2 separate regions of the Homo sapiens genome follow, and region 2 is linked to region 1. Evidence: chromatin loops called from intact Hi-C (ENCODE). Cell type or tissue: Caco-2. All regions are shown on one strand. Region 1 has its middle 9.6 kb from the start of MIR3679. Region 2 has its middle 25 kb from the start of MGAT5.

The links. Peaks named below come from ENCODE experiments on the same cell type or tissue, not always from the same donor. Only the 100,000 strongest peaks of a DNase experiment are listed, where the experiment ranks them.
Region 2: a loop joins it to region 1, with 8 times the contacts of the local background. A loop is called at or near these places in 6 of 110 quality-filtered maps.

What each region holds. Positions count from the first base shown.
Region 1 is chr2:134,113,515-134,121,514 of GRCh38, reverse strand. It overlaps a transcript of MGAT5 not described here. Among named protein-coding and RNA genes, the nearest start is that of MIR3679, 9.6 kb to the left of the region's middle. RefSeq lists silencers at 150-299, 550-759, 990-1,059, 1,110-1,269, 1,290-1,389. In Caco-2, a CTCF peak has its summit at 3,085 (motif pointing left); DNase peaks (open chromatin) are centred at 483, 1,624 and 3,074; H3K4me3 peaks cover 2,052 bases.
Region 2 is chr2:134,225,170-134,233,169 of GRCh38, reverse strand. It overlaps a transcript of MGAT5 not described here and the pseudogene RNA5SP104. Among named protein-coding and RNA genes, the nearest start is that of MGAT5, 25 kb to the left of the region's middle. In Caco-2, a CTCF peak has its summit at 4,558 (motif pointing left); no DNase peak of the experiment used is centred here.

The sequences.
Region 1 (8,000 bases):
CGCAGCCCTGAGGAGCCAAGCACCCCCTCTGCGCTCCAAACGCCTCTGGACAATGCAAGCGCCACCCCCTTCCCTCTTCGGCTCTTCCGCGCGGCGGCTACAAAACCGCGGCTTTGTGTGTGACAGCAAGTGTATGCGCGAGCGTCCCTGGGCTCACACACCCCCTTGCACCCTGCCTGCTCGCCGCGCCAGGTCCGGGCACCAAGCGGGCGCACCGCGCGCGGGTCCACCAGGCTGAGAGCCGCGCTCCAGGCCTCTGGCCACCCCGCCACGGGGAGCAGGGGCTAACACCCACGCCCCCAATCCCGGCTGTGAGGGCAGCCGGGGAGAGCAGTGCGCGTAGCTCAACTGAGGCGAGGCAGGGGCCAGGGGCGCGAAAGAGCCACAGGCGAGAGCGGCGCCCACGTCTCCCTAGCCCCGCCGCCCCCAACTTTGCGAGCTGAGGGCCGGGAGTGGGCCGGGGCGGCTCACGACTCGGCAGGAAGTTCCCAGGGCCGCACTGAGCATGCTCTCGGGGAGTGTGTGCGCGGGTGTGGGCTCTGCGCTCCCTGCAGCCTCCCAGACCCGGCAGCAGGGCTGAGCGCGCCGGCGGGATCACGGACCCGCGGGCCGTCCCCTAACAGCCGGGGCGCCCCCGGGCCTCCTGGATCCTCTGGCCCGGAGCGCCAGCCCGCCGCATCCCTCCTCCCTAGGGGCTCGGGGCCAGCCTCCCTCCTTCTTCCTTCCTCCCCACTGGCCCCTGGCCGAGCCCGCCCAGTGCGCCTGGGTCCCGAGGACCCCGGCCCGGCCCGGCCCACGCCTGCGGCGTGACCCCCACCGGGCTCCTCCGCGGTCCGAGCGCCCATCTGCCATCCCCCGCCGCTCGCCTCCAGCCCGCGCAACCAGAGCTTCCTTTGGACTGTCCCTAGGAATGCCAACAAGCCCCCTCGTCACGGGGCGGGGGGGGTTCAGCCTCCCCTGGGAGGGGCTGCCCGGGGCAGGTGGGCTTCTCAAGGCGCGTCTCCCGGCTCCACTCCGGCGTCCTGCAGAGCGGCCGGGGCCGGGGCACCCACGCAGGCGGCAGAGGAGCGACGGAAGGAAGCCCCCGACCGCGCCGACCCCGGTGCGGGCTCTCCTCGCCCGCGCCTGGTTCCCCGTGCCCCCCGCGGTCCCCTCTGCGCGCATCACCCCGCGGGGATGACGAGCTCCCTCCGACGCGATCACCCGGATCCGGCAGCTCTTACCTCCTTGTTGGGCAGCAGCAGCAGCCGGGAGCACCCGCCGGCCGCCGTGCCCACGCGGCCCGAGGCGCGAGGTCGCGACGCCCCGAGCCTGCGGCGCGGCTACCTGGGCTGGATCGCGCCCGGGGCCGCCGCCGCGGGAGCCGCAGGGCCGCCGCCGAGCGGGCCGCGGCAGGGACGGTCTGCAAACTACCAGCCCTGGCGGGGCCGCGCGCGGCGCGTCCACACTCAGCCCCGAGACGCAGCAGAGGCGCTCCTGTGGGAGCTCAGTCGACCAGGGCGGGAGTCCGTCCTCAATTTCTGGCAACCTTCCCCTAGCCAACCTCACCAACTTCTCCCCGCTTCTGGGCTCGCGGCTCTAGAAGGCAGAAATTCCGGCCGGGGACGTTTGGCAAACTCCCCGCCCCCGGCCGCGCGCTCAGCCAATTCGGAACGCCCCAGCTTCTCAGGGGCCGTCGGCAAACTCTCAACCCTGTCTAGGAGGACTTCTCCCAGCCACTCTGTTCCGCAGCCCAAGGGGAGAGAAAGGAGCGAGCGGGACCTTCTGATCGCGGCCATAAATAATATCCTAACAAGGTCAGGGGCAGTGTGCAAATATTGATATGACGATGCATCCTCCGGAGTGGTGCAGTCCAAGCCCCAAAGGACAAGGGGCCTTCCAGCAGCGAAGCCCACTGATGGGGAGACTGTGGTCTCAACCATCTTAGAGGTGCAGGCAACTTTAACAAAACGCCCTGAGGCTCAGTTTCCTCTTTCGTAGAACGCATTACACAAAGCAGTAGGTATACTGCCATTTGGTTTTTGTGACCTTGGGCAAGCCACTTAACCATTTGAATTCATCTTTATGAGCATAACAAATGCTGCTTCATGAGGTTATTGTGAAGATGATATGAAATATATGTGAAATACTTAGGGATATGTGGCACTTATAAATGAAATCCATTCTTTCTTCTCTGCCCTGCTCCCACTCCCGGATTTTAGGAACACTCTGGACGAGCTAGCTGAAAACTGCACTGTTGTAAATTCACAAATAAAACACATCCCGTGCCCTGAAGGCACCACAAAGAACATTGACTGACATGAGAGATTAAATCCAACCAAGCCCCAGGAGAGAGAATGCCATACATTTACATCGATAAGCATTATAGTTTCTTGTTAAGTAGTATCTGGAATGGAGGAAGAGTGGGCTATTGAGCTAGTGGTAGAATCCACAAGACCATAACCCCAGCAATTTCCAGACCCCATAACCAGTCACTACATCCAGACCTCATAAGGATTCATGTTCAGTTTCCCCTCATCTGCCCTGCAGGACTTCACCCCTACTTCGTTGTCCTCTCTGGGGTCTTATTTCTTGGACTTAGCTCGCCCCCACCCTACTACGCACCCTCCCCACCAGAGGCATTTACAAACGAGGATCATGGAATTTTTAGACCCTAGGAATGATTCAGTCCCTTTCCTTCATTTTGTAAGTGAGCTCATAGCTGGTTGAGGTCTCCTGACCCCAGGACCTTTTAATAGGGCATATCCATAGCCTCTCCTGCACTGAGCAAGCTCTGGGCTTTGGGCACCTTATGTCAATCCTGTCTTCAAGTTTAGCTGGAGGAAATGGCTCTAGCACTTCCTGACCAGATAAGCCCCAAATTATCAGCCACTTGGCTCCTCAGCTGTTAGAAACTGTCGAGTCAAGATACTCAAAAACCACAGGGAAATCTGCAAGGCCAGGATGACTAAGAAAAGACCTTTTGGTGAAATCCCAGTAATGTTCTGAGGCACGTATTTCCCTCAGTCCCTTGAGAGAAAATAGTATCTTTAGCTCTCCCCAAGCACCAGGAGGGAAATAGAAGAATGGTGACATCTGGTGGCCGGGACTTGCTGTACTGGATACAGATCATGTAGATTCTAATCATAATAGATTGGATTTGAAGTCAAGTTCCCACGGGTGGTTAATAATGATACCACCTGGTTGCCTAGAGATTTCTGAAAGGCATCAATCATTTCAACTTTATGAACCCACTGCTATAGAGGATATTACAGATGGTTTTTGTTTCAGGATATTTTTTATAAAAAGTATATGTGTATATAGAGAAATTAAGTAAATTCGTTTGTATACACAAATATACATTTTCCATATTTGTATTACATAGTCTATTTATTTATATAAATCATATACTTGCCATGCGTTTAAGAAAAAGTAATACTATCTAAGTTGTTTTCCCCACAGTTAAGATTACAATTTTTATTATTAATTGCTAAAGGATACTGTTTATGGACATAAGGATGCTTATTAGGATGCAGCTGTATATTTCATCACATCCTCTCAAGAGACCGTTCATTACAAGCTTAGGAAGAAAATAACATAGCAGGATTTCAATAGTGAAAGCCCTGGCAGCTGATGGCCAAGGTCGTGCATTCCTGGTGAACAGAGATTCATTTTTAGCATTTTCACCACTTGCAAACAATGGGTGTCAGGTTAGAAAAAGAAAGATATTTAGGACTATTTCACAACAATGCAACAGTGTTTGTTGGTATTGCTAAGTCTACTCTAACTGTATTGCTTCATTTCTTTTCATTTGTCTGTCACATATATAGTACTTTAAATAATTGCTCAATTATAAGCATAGTAAACACAGCTTTTTACATATAATCAAGTATAGTCAGCCCTCCATATCTGCGGATTTCGATCTGTGATTGATTGAATCTGAGGATTTAGGATCCTCCAAATCCATGCTTACAGAGGGCCAACTATATATTGTTTCTCAGCATCTCTTACTAAGCTGTATGTGAATTACATTTTAACAATTCATGGAGTAGATTTTACTATACGTATTTCATAGAAAAAGAAGCCAAGACTTAGTAAAGGTAAGTAATATACTTACAGATAGGCACTGTTGATAAGGATCACAGCCAGGATTGAATCCAAAGTTTGCCTGACTCCAAAGCCCAGAACCTTTCTATTACACCATGCTTCTCACCCCAGATAACCAGGAAGAAAGGAAGATCCATGCAGAAAGTACTGTGAATAATACAGTAAATATTAAAGGGGATATTTAAGGTACCCTACATAGACCAGGTTTCTTGACCTATTCAAATTGCATGAAAATTATAGCAACAAAATAACAATTATGTATGTAAACCTTATAAAGCTGAGACCCATGTGGTTCAGTCTTGGAACTGGTGTCTGTGAAATAAACAAATGAAATTGTTTTTCTGCCCTGGACCTGAGCTCTAATGGCTTGAGGAATTATCCACTATGTAATCTTGGTACAAGGTAAAACCTCTGATGGTAAAGGTGCTGACCAAATTTTTAGGGCAGCATTGCTAGTGGTAGTGCCCAGTGGCTGATGCCATAATGTGGATGATGTAAGCTGTGATGCCTGGCAGATAGTGATCCAGGTGACAGCATCTTCACCTTGCCAGATTTTAGGAGTTCTTTCTACGTGCATTCCTCTGGCCTCCGTCTTCTTCTTCTTTCTTCTTTCCTCTTTTTTTGAGACAGATTCTCACTCTTTTGCCCAGGCTGGAGTGCAGTGGCATGATCACAGCTCACTGGCAGCCTCGACCTTCTAGGCTCAAGTGATCCTCCCACCTCAGCCTCCCAAGTAGCTGGGACTACAGGTGCAGGCCATCATACCCAGCTAACTTTTTAATTATTTTACAGAGATGGGGGTCTCTCTATTTTGCCTAGGCTGGTCTTGAACCCCTGGGCTCAAGTGATCTTCCTTAATTAGTCACAGTAACTTTCTGTTGCTTGTGGTTAAGTAGCCTGACTGATACAGACATTTGAATTAACAGGCGTAGACCCTAAGGGAAATAGATGAAATCAGGGATAGGTTATCTAGTCTGATTAAGGTTGAGGGTTGAAAACTTGGCTTCTTTAAAGGTCTTTGATGCAGGCAGCCTGTGGTATACAGTGGCAAAAGTTTGTTATCAACTGTATACATCTACAATGAAGTACCCATTGAAATCAAACTTTTGGGTAACCAAGTGACAACTGAGCAATAAGACTTAGGAATAGGCTGGGTGCGGTGACTCACACCTGTAATCCCAGCACTTTGGGAGGCCGAGGCGGGCGGATCACAAGGTCAGGAAATTGAGAACATCCTGGCTAACATGGTGAAACCCCATCTCTACTAAAAATACAAAACATTAGCCGGGCATGGTGGCAGGCGCCTGTAGTCCCAGCTATTTGGGAGGCTGAGACAGGAGAATGGCATGAACCTGGGAGGCGGAGCTTGCAGTGAGCCGAGATCAGGCCACTGCATTCCAGAACAAGACTCTGTCTCAAAAAAAAAAAAAACAAACAACAACAAAAAAACACTTAGGAAAAAGACTCTCACAATAAGACTGTGAGAGTAAGGTGGTTGTTTTTTATGGAGCTGAATAGCTTTTTTTTTTTTTTTGAGACAGTCTTGCTCTGTCACCCAGGTTGGAGTGCAGTGACGTGCTCTCGGCTCACTGCAACCTCTGCCTCCTGGGTTCAAGCAATTCTCCTGCCTCAGCCTCCTGAGTAGCTGGGACTACAGGTGCATGCCACCATGCCTGGCTAATTTTTTGTATTTTTAATAGAGACAGAGTTTCACCATGTTAGCCAGGATAGTCTCCATCTCCCGACCTCGTGATCCACCCGCCTTGGCCTCCCAAAGTGCTGGGATTACAGGCATGAGCCACTGCACCCAGCCTGAACAGCTTTAAAAAAGAGAATTATGAGCTGAAACTCTTACATTCTCAGCTCAAGGTACCTATAAACCAGGGCTTTTCTATGACTTCTGAAACAGACAAGCAGAAAACCTTTTGATTTTTAGCAGGTGGAGGCCAAAATAAGTGAAAAAAAAACTCAACTATTAATCGTTTGGATTGCTGAATTACAAAGTCACTTGCATTCATAGCCTAACCACTCTCTTATTTGAAACCAAAAGCATTGATTAGAACTCATTAGGACCCTGAGGATTGCATGGAGTTACATAGGACAATTTAGATGACTTAATTTGATGTACTCCACACCCCTCAGGCCTTATGTTGGCTTCCTTTGCCAAATAAAGGCAGTCATGAGGTTCTTGTTGCTTTGACTGAGATCCTCTAATGACCTGGCTTGAGGGTGTTGCCTTGAAACTTTATGCCCTGTGCCAAATACTCCTCATTTTCTCTCACTAGAAAGCCCAGCACACCTCAAAAGGCCAATTGGAAAGGCAAACTCTGAAGGAAAAGACTTACCCATCACAGGAGGTGTGAGATTCTGCTAATTTATAAAAGCAAAAATCTGGGGAATACATGTGGAGAGAAATTCTGAGAATGCTAGACCAAGGAAGGAAGAACATAGCCTTAGATGAGGCTGAATGTATTGATATGGAGGCATTAGCAAAGTTCTAGACTCAATGTGTTCACTTGGGCAGTTGGGAGTAGTATTAATCATCTGCTTTGTTGGCTGCTGAAATCTAGACTTATGAGGACTGGTGTAAACAATAATGCTAGTTGGCATACACGTAACCCCTACTAAGTGCCAAGCACTTTTCAAAGTGCTGTCATACATCAAATTATCTAATCATAATAATAAACCTATGAGACAGGTAGTATCATCCTCATTTATAAAAGGGAAAACTGAGGCATATATAGGTTAAACAACTTTCCACATGCAGCTTGTAAGTGGTACAGCTGGGATTCAAATCAGATACCTGGTTCCAGAGTCTGAGCTTTTTAGGTCTATGCTAAGTTATATTTATGAAAGTGAGATGCCAGGGATACCTTGCTATGTGGAGGGAGAATTCAAGAATTTAAGAAAATGCTCTAATAGATGTATCAAGTGTTACCTACTTATCTACCTCAATGCTATGTTCTCTAAAATGCCCCAGAAGAAACATATTCACCTCAGCGCTGAGGAATCCACTGGTGAGGGGAATGCCAGCATTTTTGGAGAGCTCTGTAGTGGCTTTTCTCTGGAGGACAGACCTCTTAACAAAAAATGTGGCCCTTGCTCAGTTTCCAAATGCGTTGGCCTCAAGCCCTTCCAGTAAAAGAGAGAGTGGGTATACTTGTGACAGACACCATTGGACGGTCAACCTAAAGCCACTGCAAGTCCAATTTCCTTTGCTACATCCTACTTTGGAGTCTGCAAAACCAGATATTTGCTTCCTCAGGCTCTACTCTAGTAGTGCAAGGGGATGAGGCAGCATGCGACCCAGTTCTGGCCAAAGGAAAGTCCACCAAGGGATTCTGGGAAAGATATTTTGTTTCCTTTAAAAACAAATGCAGGAGATGCTAAGTGCTTACCCTGGACACCCCTGGACTTGCTGCCTTTGAATGAGGTCATGAAGTCTGGAACTGTAACAGCTATCTTTCAAACTCAAGGTATAAGCCTAAACTGAAAGGCCACTTGGATAATGCAGTACGGAAAGATGAAAGGAGCCTGGGTCTTTGAAGAACCATTCCGCTACAACTCTGTAGCTCCAGGCTTGTTGTTAAATGAGGGAAACAAATTCCCACTTGTTATGGTATTATTATTCCACTTTTCTAACACCTATAGCCTAAACACATTTCTAAATGATCAAGTAACCTTTGAGGAAGGACCCCAGATAATACCACTGATATATACTATGTATCTTCCTTCCAACAATCAGAAGAAATTTCCAAACAGTTTGTATTCTCACCCTGTATTTCTTGCAAACTTGGAGGAGAATCCAAATACATGTACATAACTTACAGCAATACATTTTTTAAGTCCCCTTTCCCTTTCTATATAAGCTGCACTGATCACATGGTACAGTTGCTCCAGAGCATCTAGTTCCA
Region 2 (8,000 bases), 110 kb before region 1:
GAACCAGCCCTGTACCCTTATATTTTACAATCTACAAAAAACAAAGTCAGATTTACACATACCTGGAAAACAACTCACGATGACATCATTTTAAGCTAACTGAATCTTGGATTCAAGAAGAATCAATGTCTATACTATTCTTCTAGCATAAAACCTGTTGTGGCAGTTTTAACTTTTTAACTTAAGAAAGTTATGACCTTAGGTCACTAGACAGAATTACATTACTCAAATGTATTCTTGGCAAACTCTTTGGGGATATAATTCACTCTGCAAGGAAAAACTGGTAATTGCCACCAATATCTCACACACATGTACATACAAGAAGACACACCATAACACACCATAACAACCACCACCCACAGAATCAAGAAGACCCATGCCATTCTTAAATGAAAATGTGCACCAGTTAAGAAATAATCTAACATCTCAGGTTAGCAGGAAGTGCCACACTCCAACCTAACAAGAAAAATGGGCATTAAAAAAACATTACATAGGTCTGTGGTCTATTAACAGTAACCTGTTAGTATCAACTTCCTGGTTTGGTATTGTAACAGAGCATGAAATCTGGGGAAGGATGGGTCCGTGGGTCTCTTTGTACTGTTTTTACAACTTCCTGTGAAATTATTTCAAAATAAATTGTTTTCTAAGCATTACTTATTGGGTATCATCCTGTTTGGGGAGATTTTTCAAGATGTAGAAGCCCTTTCCCAAGGCCCCTCTTCAGCTAATGGGTCCAGAATAGGATATACACCTAAATACTTTGAAAAGGGTTCTGGTTCCTAGATGATCTGAAACTCCTCCCCTGTTGAGTAAGAACCACCACCAAATGGCAGGTAAATCACTGAAGACATTTAACAGTGCTGAGGCCACCATATTTGATATTGGCTGCTGTGTAGAGGATGGGTTTGAAGGGTGGCTCATGAAAATCCGGGTGAGAAATGAGTCCAATAAAGGCCTGAACAGGGTAGTGGCAGTCCAGTCATAATAAGAAACCAAATGCTAGAAATACTTAAGAGGTCAAATCAGCAGGACAGTGGGCAATGACTAACTGGAAGGAATGAGGGAAGACGAGGAGGAGGAGGAGGAGTATAGAATGACCACTAGGCTTCCAGCTTGGGCAGCTGAGGAAAAGGTGACATGTCATTCACCAAGACAGGAAAATGGAGGAGCTGGTTTGTGAGGGAGGATGGCTGCCTGAAGCTTCCACAGAGCAATAGTACTATATCATATATTGCAGACAGAACGATCTTTGTCTAGAGAGGTAATTCCTTCTTCCTCAACTCACTGGGTGTAAAGTACCAGGGGACAGACAACTCGGCACAGCAGGCAAGAAGGACCAGCCACTACTCAGCCATGTCAGCCACTTGGCCCCGCCCTGGTCTGATCATTTTCACAGCCAGCCACAAACCCAGTGATCTTTCCCCAAATACCTCCAGTGGGTAGAGAGCTACTCAACCAAGCTGCTCCCCACAGGTTCTAGAGGGTCTGGGTTTCTAACATTTCTATTAAAAGAACTCCAGAGGGTGAATGAGGGAAATCATCCATCAATAAATCAAGCAACTAATTATTTCACTTTGCCATAATCTCTTTAAGAAATGGTGTTCCAAAGTGAAAGGAAGAATTCCACATGAGAAGACATCAAGACAGCCTATGAAGATCTTGACATAGGAATTTGTACATTGCTACACAGGAAGCATTTACCACCCACCACAGAGGAATGCAGTTTATTTGATAATTATTTGTCTAGGTTATAAACCCTTTTTGTAACAGTTTACTGAAATATAATTCACATACCATACAATTAACCAACTTAAAATATACAATATAATGGTTTTTACTGGGCTCAGAGTTGTACAAGCATTACAACAATCAGCTTTATAACTTTTCTCCCATATAAGTGCCAACCAGGCTCAACTCTGCTTAGCTTCCAATATCAGAACAGATTGGACACATTCAAGGTAGTGTGGCTGTAGAGAATTTCATATAACATTTTATCATACCCAAAAGAAACCCACACCCTTTAGCTACCACCTCCTAACCCCTCCTCCTCCCCACTCCAGCTCTAAGCAAGCACTCATTCTACTTTGGTGTCTCTATAGATATGCCTATTCTGGACACTTGATATAAATAGAATCATAATATGCAGTGTTCTTTGACAGCTTTCTTTCACAAGGTCCAATGTTGTAGCACATATCAGTGCTTCATTTTGTTTACAGCCAAACAATATTCCATTGAATAGATGCATCACATTTTGTTGATCTATTCATCAATTGATACTATTATGAATAAAACTGCTATGAGCGTTTGTGTATGACTTGATGGGTGTGTGTGTGTGTGTGTGTGTTTTCATTCCCCTTGAGTATATACCTACGAGTAGAATTACTGGGTCATATGATAACTCTGTATTTAACATTTTGAGGAACTGCTAAAATGTTTTCCACAGTAGCTACACCATTTTACATTCCTACCACCAGTGTATGAAGGTTCCAATTTCACCATATTCTTGCCAACACTTATTTGTCTCTTTAACAATTTTTTAAATTGACAAATAATTGTACATAGTCAAGGGGTACATAGTGATGTTTTAATACATAGAATGTATAAAGAGCAGATTAGGGTAATTGCATAGCCATCATCTCAAACATTTACAATTTGTGTTGGCAAGGTTCAATATCCTATTTGAAACTATATATCATGGCTAACTATAGTCATCCTACAGTGGTATGAAACACTAGAACTTATTTCACCTATCTAGCTGTAATTTGGTATCCTTTAACACAGGGGTCCCCAACCCCCAGGCAGTGGACCAGTACCAGTCCTTGGCCTGTTAGGAACTGGGCCACACAGCAGGAGGCAAGCAGCCAGCAAGTGAGCATTACCACCTGAGCTCCACCTCCTGTCATATCAGCGGTTGCATTAGATTCTCATAGGAGCACAAACCCTGTTGTGAACTGTGCATGTGAGGGATCCAGGTGGCACACTCCTTATGAGAATCTAATGCCTGATGATCTGAGGTGGAACAGTTTCATCCCAAAACAACCCCTTCATCCGTGGAAAAATTATCCGCCATGAAACCAGTCCCTGGTGCCAAAAAGTTTGGGGGCTGCTGTTTTAGTAAATCTCTCCCTATCCTTCACTTCCCCCATCTTTCCCATCTGTCTTTTTGATGACAGCCATCCTAACAGATGTAAAGTGCTATTTCATTGTGGTTTTGATTTCCATTTTCCTGCTGACTAAAGAGAGTGAGCATCTTATCTTTTCATGTACTTACTGATTATTTGTTTTTCTTTTGGGGGAAATATCTGTTCAGATCCTTTGCTCATTTATTAATTGGCTCATCTGTCTTTGTCACTGAGTTGTAGGAGTTATTTACATATTCTAAATACGGGTCTCTTACCAGATATTATTTGCAAATATTTTCTCCCATTCTGTGGGTATGTTATGAATGTTCTGTTTTCGATACATAATAGTGATACTTTTTCTTTTTAGTTCATAAGATGATTTCATCCATGTCTGTCCAGTTATAAAGCATTAAAATGCATTTAAATCATCTTTCTAACAAATCATATCTCCATTTTCTGTGGCATTTTTAACATATATGGGCATATCCTGTAAGCTCCTTATCAGTTATAGAATATTTTAAAACATAAAACTATGACTTTTACAAATATAAAATAAACACGGCAAAGATCTTATTTAGCTGATTAATTAATACAGGAACCAGAAAGATGTTAAAACAGGTCCAAAGAAAACGAAACACACATGTGTGTAGGCAATCAGGAATGCCGATCTGTTAATATATAAAATGCTTTTTGGGAGGGATCAATAATACCTCTACTGGGCAAAATTCATGTGCCATTCTATGAACAAGAACCATTTCCATTACTATCACTTTCCTATAACTTGCCAAAATGTAAATCAGTCCAAAGAAAATGAAAGACACAGATAACCTAGAAGGTTGCATTAGATTTTAATCTGTTTTGCCCATTTCTGAGTCTTCCACAATTTTTCCTGATATTTTTTTTGTAAGGTTTGTTCTATCAGTTAGGGTTCAATGAGCAGATGGAAAACATACTAATTTGAACAGGAAAAGCTTAACATAAACAATTATTAACTACAACCTGGGATTCTGCTAACAAGATGTTGACTAGTAAGAAGTAATGCAAGGAACTCTAGATCATACAGAAAGGCCAGATATAAGGAGTAACCACTATCCCTCAGACTGAGAAAACACCCATGAAGAAGATGAAACATCCATGAAAATAACCAGGTGGGGGACTGAGACCCTGACTTTGTTGGAGAAGACACAACTACAACTCACTAGATGGCAGAAAAGTCACTGTGGTGCCCTCTATGGTGCAGGAAAGCTGATCACAGGGAGGTAGCACACTGGCAACACTCCGCTACAAGACACCCCAAGGGGGTGCCAGAGGAAGCTGCTGGCCACCACACATCATAAAAGAAGGTCACCAGAGAGGACACACTCTGGAAGAGCCTTCCCAGAAACCACTGGAAAGCAGGAAGCAAAACTCTCTGCCTTCTGCAATGTTTCTCCAGCGCCCTCTACTGGAAAAGCTTAACATTGTACCAGCTGCAAAGGAAAAATATTCAAGAGGCCCAGATCCATTTTCACAGAGCAAGAAAAAGGGGTGAAGTTGAGAGGCCATAAATCAATAAATGGCATTTGTACTAGAGTCAAAAACATCTGGAAAATGTCAGATATTTATCCGGGAGAAAAACACTTGTTTATTCTCTGGCTAGAGGACCTTTTAGGCAACTAGGGCACCAAAAGTAAATATAAGGATTTTTATCAGGGCTTTTCTTACCCTATAATTTGCCAAGGGCAGACTCTAAGCATTTAAGCATCTACAATGCTAAGAACAACTCTCAACTTTCCTGTGAAATCTGTCACTTTCCCCTTCCAAGAAACACCTTACTTTCCACTGCACCCATTCTTTTCTACCTTCCTAAACACACACAGTCACACACTCATCACCAACACACATTGTTCCTGTGACTGGTCTCACACAAATGCTGTGACCTTCTGAAACTATGCCTTAAAATGACGACAAGAGGATCCCCACCTTTCCTCTTTTATCAAAAAGATTGCTCCTTCTGTAAAAATTTGTCCCATTTTGTGGTAAAATTCTCATATGGAAATCATCTCCTTGAGTCTTGATATTTTCTCACTGTCTCGAGTATTTAAACAAGGGTGCATTCTGTCTACCTAATGTCTGGCAGGTGAGTGAAAAGCCTGCCAACCAGCCCTGTCTAGGTAAAATAATGTGGCTCATTCCACCTGTTCTGCCCCAGAGCTATTGCCAAAACCATCTCATTACCACCACCAGCTGCCACTCCAAAGCTCATGAACGGTCTGAAGAATACAATGGTCCCTACCTGCCACGAACCAGAACTCTTTTGAGTCCATACAAGATGCTAAGAAAATCACAGCTGAAGAGGATCCTAGAGTAAACCAAGAGCCTTCCCTTCTTGAGAAAGTTTTCCCTCCCAAGGTCACACCCAGGAATGGGCAATGCAATTCAAAGGTAAGTAGATATGTGTTAGTGTTTACCTTTTCCAGAATACAGCCTATACCCATACTAACAAAGAGGTTTGAGAGGTATTATTTTTTATTTGTTTTAGGCAATAATTTGTAGCTCAGTATTTGAGTGCTCATACATGCTAAACTCTGCAGTGAATGAGTAAAAAGTCAAGTCCTACCTGCCAGGAATAGCTAGTCTCTGAAGCTTACCACTGCAGATTCTCATCTTTGGCCTCAAGAGGAAGGAGCAACCAAAACAGAGTAGTAAGAAGACAATACCCAGAGCTCAATCCAGTATGGGCCTTTTAAACTATTTGTTTCCCCAAAGACAAGGAGCCACCCCAGGGTCAAGTTTCTCACTGTTGCAGTCCATAATTCACAAGGAGAGAAGAGGCAAAGCCCTGAAATACAGAGCCCAAGGATGTCTCTTTTCAGTGGGAAAGAGTATGGGATGGCAGATGGGAGCCATTCTTTGTGTTATCATTGATGGGCCAGAGAGAACACAACACCAGTTACACTCATTGATAAGGATATACCCTTGGTATTTGATGCTAAACTAGAAGTCAGAGGTTAGGAAGTTTATTAGTTACCAACATTTGAAAAATGGAGATTTCACATAAAAATCTGAGTTTCTGGCCTTTCCAAAAAAAAAAAAAAAATAGGACTATCTGGTACCACAGAACCATTTTCCTGTGAGAAGACTTCGGCAGGAATGAAGAATTGGGGCATGGCTTTCCAATTTGCCACAGAACCCATGCAGGCTGCTTTACATGCCTGTGTGACCTGCCCAGCCCCTGCTGGTGTTTTAGTCATGTACTAAAGAACCATAAACCCCATAAGAGCAGGGCATGTCCGTTTTTATCTGTAAGCATATTTCAACACACTGCCTAGCATACAGTTCCCAGGAACTGTGCCTGCTAGGCGCTAGGGGCTCAAATCAAGTAAATGACTGCATGAACTCTACCAGACTTTCTGTCTACACTAGCTCGTTTCATTCTTAACATCATCTTGAAATATTTGCTTCCCATTTTACATGTGTGGTTCAGAGAATGAACTTCCAAAACCCACCTAGCTAGTAAATAACTATACAATTTCATCCCAAGTTTATGACACCAAAGCAAAGGAGTATGTAAAAGCAAGTAGAAACATAGAAAAAGAATACAGTAAAAGCAAGCAGAGAGAAATATAGAAAAAGAACTTCTAGTTTTTAAGAAAAGGCAATAGGCTGATTGCAAACACTCTGGTTTCCCACATAGTCTTTGTTCCATACTTATGGACAAAAAGGAGATATGTTATATGGTTATTGCATCTCTCTTCTGCAAAATTCTTAAGACATCTTGCATTATGAGAGCCAAAATCCACCTGCTAAATCTTCAATTAGGGTTAATTCTACTACAAGGATTAGTGACCATGCATCAACTAGGCAATTTGGAAGGAAAAGCTTTAAAGATGTAAAGATAACATGACTTCCATTTGAGTTCAAAGACAAAAAGAGAGGGTAGTCATTCCATTTAATGGAAAGCAGGAATCCTTAGCCAAGGGGCAGAGCAGAACAACCACTCAACAGTAAACACTCTTCTCCTAAGGCTACACACCAGCAGGTGGTAACTAAACAAATGACTGTTTAGGCTACTTAACACACAAAAGGTGCTATCATTCGGTTTGAAGAGGAATCAGGACAGCTCCCAGAAGAGGTCAAAAGTCTCGTAAAGCTCTAAAACTGTCTTTATCATATAAAGTTGTCCATCTATCCTAGTACACTGTTAGTGACACCCCAGCAGTGGGATAAAGAACTACAGGCTATTCTCTCTGGTCCCTTATGCTATCACGAGATGTAGTTTATTGAGATAAAGTTTTCCCTTTACATATTTATCTCCCTGGACCAGACTTATCAAATGTAGAAGCAGTGTCTTACTGCTTCTATCTCCAGCATGTCCTATAATGACTGTATACAACAGGCACTGTTATCTTCCCATCCTGAGACCTCATGGAAGATAATAAAGAATTCTTTTCCTGATCTATACACTTGAACGTGAATACCCACAGAAAGGTAAAAAACCAAATCACATACTGACATATGGATATATAACTAGATCACTTTGTATTAGAATTTATCAAAAAAATGATAGAAAATCAGAACTTAAACTAAAACACGGCAAGACCATGCCCACAACACAATCCCTCTAAGATGTGGCCACCACTGCTGCCCATGAAACAGGCTGAGCCTATAACTGCTCCTTGAACATCACTCTTGTGTGACTCGTGTGAGGATCTGGTCATCCAGATTCTGAATCAGCAGGCCTAAGGAGACTGCATTTCTAACAAGCTCCCAGGTGTTGCTGAAACTGCCAGTTTTTGGCCCACCCTTGAGAACAAAGGATCTAGGAGCACCAGTGGGAACCCATAACCACCTTTGTTCCTTGCAGTGGACACCACATTCCTTGAGTTAGCAGAGCTC